2 separate regions of the Homo sapiens genome follow, and region 1 is linked to region 2. A link is a contact called in ENCODE Hi-C or POLR2A ChIA-PET data. All regions are on one chromosome and are shown on one strand. The core of a region is the stretch at or near the end of the contact, and the rest is flanking DNA. Distances in the headings are between cores, read along the strand shown.

Evidence for each region. Hi-C counts contacts between places; a loop is a spot of excess contacts on that map. ChIA-PET counts read pairs that join two places held with the same protein, here RNA polymerase II (POLR2A). Pooled maps may share reads with other maps.
Region 1: a loop to region 2 is called in a pooled map, with 4 times the contacts of the local background. The contact joins the enhancer-like site here to the promoter of PHB2 in region 2. A Hi-C loop is called at or near these places in 6 of 50 pooled maps. POLR2A ChIA-PET finds 5 or more read pairs at or near these places in 2 of 52 experiments (GM12878 and OCI-LY7).

Annotation. Positions count from the first base shown.
Region 1 is chr12:7,959,555-7,962,376 of GRCh38, forward strand. No RefSeq gene overlaps it. Among named protein-coding and RNA genes, the nearest start is that of SLC2A3, 25 kb to the left of the region's middle. RefSeq lists cis regulatory regions at 257-382, 1,155-1,489. Within about 2 kb of position 1,302, at least 34 of the 41 ENCODE cell types and tissues checked have a DNase peak (open chromatin) inside an H3K27ac peak, as active enhancers do; they include GM12878 and OCI-LY7, where a contact is called at or near this core.
Region 2 is chr12:6,969,238-6,971,937 of GRCh38, forward strand. It overlaps PHB2 (prohibitin 2), which reads right to left and starts at 1,427. Exons shown (of 10, transcript NM_001144831.2): 1 at 1,180-1,427; 2 at 959-1,043; 3 at 261-340. The coding sequence starts at 1,306. It overlaps EMG1 (EMG1 N1-specific pseudouridine methyltransferase), which reads left to right and starts at 1,676. Exons shown (of 6, transcript NM_006331.8): 1 at 1,676-1,854. The coding sequence starts at 1,687. RefSeq lists enhancers at 1,351-1,953, 1,474-1,543, 1,634-1,813, 1,864-1,983.

The sequences.
Region 1 (2,822 bases), core at 52-2,551, 990 kb after region 2:
CCAGGAGTTTGAGGCTGCAGTGAGCCACTACCCTCCAGCCTGGGGAGCAGAGTCAAACCCTGTTCCCTCTTTATCTGCCACCCCCACCCCCCCAAAAAAAGAAAGAAAAAATAACATAGACTAGGCAAATACCCCCGAAAGTGAATGCAAATGTATTTTAGTGTACTCTTGAGGGGCGGTGAGGTGCAAACTCTCTTATCACAGTCTCAAAAAGGAGTACAAGACTCAGAATACAGCCAGATTGGCCTCCGGGCATTGAATGTGGTAGGAAGTGGGGAGGAAGCCACTGCAGAGGAGCCTTAGTGTGGAAACAGCAGGTGTGGTCTGCTTGCAACAGAGGTTCTCCTCCCACTTTTAGGGACGGCTCCTGGTGGAATCACAAAGAGCAAGCTCCTTTCAAGCCTGAGGCCCCAATTCCTTTCAGGCAAGGGGAAGTTAAGAGAAAGGGCAGGTAACATTAGTGCCTGATTAAGGTACTTAAGCAAAATAGCACTACAATCCTCAGAACATGCCATAGTCTGAAGAGACAAAAACTCTTCACCCTCACTTGTATAAGGGGTCACTGTAATATTTTAGCATTTGCCTTTAGCAACTTGAAGAGGAAGAGATGTGAAGTAGCAGCGGCAAAGCTCTCTTAAGTGAAAAAGACTCGTGTATTTTCCTTTTCCATACATTTGACACCACAGGCATTTAACACATTTTTAACATTCAGTGGCTGTTACATACTATACAGTTTTCTAGCTATTATACTTGTAGTAATTCTATGACCTGATGCATATTCTACTATACATACTTCATTTACAAGTGCCACACAATCTTTCTGTGTAGTGAAAAATCAGCTTCCCGGCCGGGCGCGGTGGCTCACGCCTGTAATCCCAGCACTTTGGGAGGCCAAGGCGGGCGGATCACAAGGTCAGGAGATCGAGACCATCCTGGCTAACATGGTGAAACCCCGTCTCTACTAAAAACACAAAAAAATTAGCCGGGCATGGTGACGGGCTCCTGTAGTCCCAGCTACTCGGGAGGCTGAGGCAGGAGAATAGCATGAACCCGGGAGGCGGAGCTTGTAGTGAGCCGAGATTGCGCCATTGCACTCCAGCCTGGGCGACAGAGCGAGACTCTGTCTCAAAGAAAAAAAAAAACAAAAAAAACCCGTCTTCCCTAATTTATGCATTTTTCTTACAAATAACACAAGCTGTTGACCTCTTATTTTTAGCCTCCCAGCTGAATAGGGCAGTTACAGAAATATTTGGATGAGGCGGGCCCAGAAACCAAAGAATTTCTTCCTGTCTGTATCTACCCTGTAGGTTAGCCCCGCCTGCTGGCGTCTTGCTTTTGTAAAAGGCTGCGTAAGCAAGTGCAGACGTGAGTTGCAGATCATCTTGAATCTCCGGAGCGACAAGCTCCATCACTCAAAGCGGATCAAATACTCTGGTCCCTTCTTTGTTCTTCTGTTTCTCTTCTCCTCCTATGGAATTTATCCTCCTGTTGATGCCACCGAGCGATACGACAACATCTTTATCTCCCTCAGCGTCCTGTTTTCCTTCATCCTCTTTGGTTCTTGGTCTGTTTGGCATGGATGTGCACAATCTCATGGGAGTGCAAAATCTCGAGTACTTCTTGCATGATTCAATGCAAATTTATTGCAGCAATACTCTACCTGTTTTTAAAATGTGTGCAACAAGTGTTGACTTCAGTGGCCTGACCCTATAATCCTGTAACTGTTTAAGTGTTCGGACATGGGAAGTTGCTTTGATTACAACCACAATATTCAAAAACTAGATTCCATGTAGATTTATTTATTTTCTTTATTTATTTTTTGGAGACAGGGTCTTTCTCTGTTGCAAAAAGGAGCTGGCTGGAGTGCAGTGTCACGATCTCAGCTCACTGCAGCCTCGACCTGCTGGGCCCAAGTGATCCTCCTGCCTCAGCCTCCTGAGTAGCGGAGACTATAAGCACATGCCACCATGTCCAGCTAATGTTTGTATCATTTGTAGTGACAAGGCTTCACCATGTTGCCCAGGGTGGTCTCGAACTCCTGGGCTCAACTGATCCACCCTGGCCTCCCAACGTGCTAGGATTACAGGCGTGAGCGAACCCCAGGTAAATTTTAAAATCCAGCTTAATTCCAATTACATGTAAGTGGCTGCTTTAAGCTAATGGAAAATAAGCAAGTTTATAATTTTTAAAAAATGAAATTCAAAATTAAGAGATAACCCATGAAATCTTATACCCTGACAAGTGGCCCTTTAAAGGCTGTGGACCTTACCTTGATATTCTCTGGCCTTCTTCCCCTAGATACTATTAATAAACAGCAGCAGACTAACGTAGTGACAACAAGAGTGAATAAGAAAGACAAATGGCCTGAAAAATCCACAAGGGGATATAAGTCTGGGTTCGTTTATTTATACAGATCTACTATGTTGCCAAACCCAGTTTATATTCTGAGGATACTATGGTGTGGTAGGAGAACTCCATTTCCTGTTTGCATAGAATTTAAATTCTACTGGGATGAGGCTATGTATTCATTTTTACGTTTTATTTCTTTTTTGTTGTTGTTCTCGAGACAGAGCCTTGCTCTGTCGCTCAGGCTGGAGTGCAATGGTGCAATCTCAGCTCACTGCAACCTCCACCTCCTGGGTTCAAGGGATTCTCCTGCCTCAGCCTCCCGAGCAGCTGGGATTACAGGCGTGCACCACCACGCCCAGCTAATTTTGTATTTTTAGTAGAGATGGGGTTTCTCCATGTTGGTCAGGCTGGTCTCAAACTCCCGACCTCAGGTGATCCACCTGCCTCAGCCTCCCAAAGTGCTGGGATTATAG
Region 2 (2,700 bases), core at 177-2,676:
TTTGATCTAGGCAGTGAACAAGACGAGGGACAAACAATACTCTTATTGAATACACGTCAGGGAGGAGACAGTAAAAAGCACGCAAACACAGTGTGTTCAGAATTTGCTGCTTTGACCCCAGGAGGCAGGTATTTTTGTTACAGCTCTTGCAGATGTGGAAAGAGGCCTAAAGGCCTGACACTACCATATTCCCCTGGGGTTTCTTGCCAGCTACCTTGATCATCCCACCTGCCATGTGATTACCAAGTGCTCAGACCTACCTTTGGAGCCTGTAGGGGAGGAGATTTTTCGAGGTCTGGCCCGAATGTCATAGATAATGGGGTACTGGAACCAAGGGATCCTGGAGAGGACAGGGATAGGTATTAAGAGGCCACAGTTTCGGCCGGGCGCGGTGGCTCACGCCTGTAATCCCAGCACTTTGGGAGGCCGAGGCGGGCGGATCATTTGAGGTCAGGAGTTCGAGACCAGCTTGATCTACATAGTGAAACCCCGTCTCTACTAAAATACAAAAATTAGCCGGGCGTGGTGGCGGGCGCCTGTAATCCCAGCTACTCGTGAGGCTGAGGCAGGAGAATCGCTTGAAATCAGGAGGCGGAGGTTGCAGTGAGCCGAGATCGCGCCACTGCACTCCAGCCTGGGCGACAGAGCAAGACTCCCTCTCCAAAAAAAAAAAAAGAAAAGGCCGCAGTTTCACTAGCCTTGCCCGGTTTCCCCTCACCACGCGTTTTTTGGCCTGCTCCTCTCCACGACCACAGACAAGGAGAGATTCTCTTGTCCCTCTGGAAAACAACAGTTTGTATGCTGCTGGAGGTTCTCGCAGCACCCACTATCCTAGGGGCAGGGATGAGGAGGGTGGGAAAAGAGCAGCGTTGAATCCTGTTGCACGTCCGACTATAGCCACTGCTGGGTCGGCGTCAAGGGTGAAAGGTCAGGGTCAGCAGGCTCTGCCCGCCATTACCTGAAGTGAAGGCCCTCGGCCAGGATAGTGTCCTGCTGCACTCCACCGATCCGATTGAAGAAGATGGCTCTGTGCCCGCCTTCCACTGTGGGGAGATGGGTGGTGATCAGGCCAGGCCGCTGCTCAGAGGAAATGCTAGGCCCGTGGAGGGGCGCGGGGACAGGGCAAGGGGTTTGGGGGAGGGACTGGAAGCGTCCGGCGAGCAGGCGGAGGTTGCTCACCGGTGAACACAGATTCGCGCACACCGTAGGCCACGGCGCCGGCCCCCAGCAACAGCTTCAGGGCCGTGCCCATGCCCCGGGGCCCGGCGGGCAGCCGTCCCGCCAAGTCCTTCAAGTTCTGGGCCATGTCTGATCTTGAGGCCGGCGGCACTGGAGGTCAGAAGGGGGTGCCGGCCCGCCTCTACCCCGCTCCGGCTTAGGTACTGCACCCTTCACACGAGGGTTCGGGCCCGTAAGGCTGGCGAAAGAAAGGGCAGCGGAAGTGCGCTCCCTTTGAAACCCTCCCCCTTAGCCCACTACGGACCCGAACTTCGCGCACAGGAATCGCGCATACGGAAGTCCCGCCCCTTTCTGGAAGGCTGCCCTCCCAGGGAGGGCAGCGCAAGACAGCAAGTCATCTCCATTTCCTGGCCCACTTTCAAAATGGCAGCCGGAAGGAAATTTGTGATTAGAAGCCGCGCTGTTCTTATTTAAGAGCGTTAGCGCAACTTCCGGTATTGTTGCAAGATGGCCGCGCCCAGTGATGGATTCAAGCCTCGTGAACGAAGCGGTGGGGAGCAGGCACAGGACTGGGATGCTCTGCCACCCAAGCGGCCCCGACTAGGGGCAGGAAACAAGATCGGAGGCCGTAGGCTTATTGTGGTGCTGGAAGGGGCCAGTCTGGAGACAGTCAAGGTAGTTTGGGACAGGAAGTGGAGAAGTAGTAAATCGATAGGTTGGGACTCCGTGGAATGAGGGTAAGGGGCCCAGAGTGGATGTAGAAAGCAGAGAGGGGTGAAAGATGCTTTTGAAGGAAGGTGGCTTGGTTGGCTTTGCGTTGATTTGACATCCTGGGATGGTAGTACTCATTTTTCTTTCTTTTTTTTTTTTTTTTTGAGACGGAGTCTCGCTCTGTCGCCCAGGCTGGAGTGCAGTTGCGCGACCTCGGCTCACTGCAACTTCTGCCTCCCGCCTTCAAACAGTTCTCCTGACTCAGCCTCTGGAGTAGCTGGGACTACAGGCAGGTGCCACCACGCCCGGCTAATTTTTTTGTATTTTTAGTTCAGATGGGGTTTCACCATGTTGGCCACGCTGGTCTCGAACTCCTGACCTCAAGTGATCCGCCCGCCTCGGCCTCCCAAAGTGTTGGGATTAGAGGCGTGAGCCACTGTGCCCGGCCGGTAGTACTCATTTTCTTTTGCTCTTTTTGAATGATATTCTAGCCCTCACCTCCTTGCTTCCAATTGGTTTACCAGGATTCTGTGGTATAGTAGTCTAAGCAGAGGAAAGTTTCGTTCCTTGCGTCATTCCACATCCCAAGACAAGTTACTGGGCAGATGAGAAACGTAGTTATGTAGCCTAGTCTGCCCACACTTTTTGTAAGGGCTTCGTGTTTCAATTCATTAGTATCCATAGTCACCTCTCTCTAATATCCACCTATGATACACTGTCCAGACCTGGTTATTATTTAAAACTTTTACATCTGCATTTTTATCTATCATTCATCTCTTTCCCCACATGTAATAGAACCAGCAGTTCTCT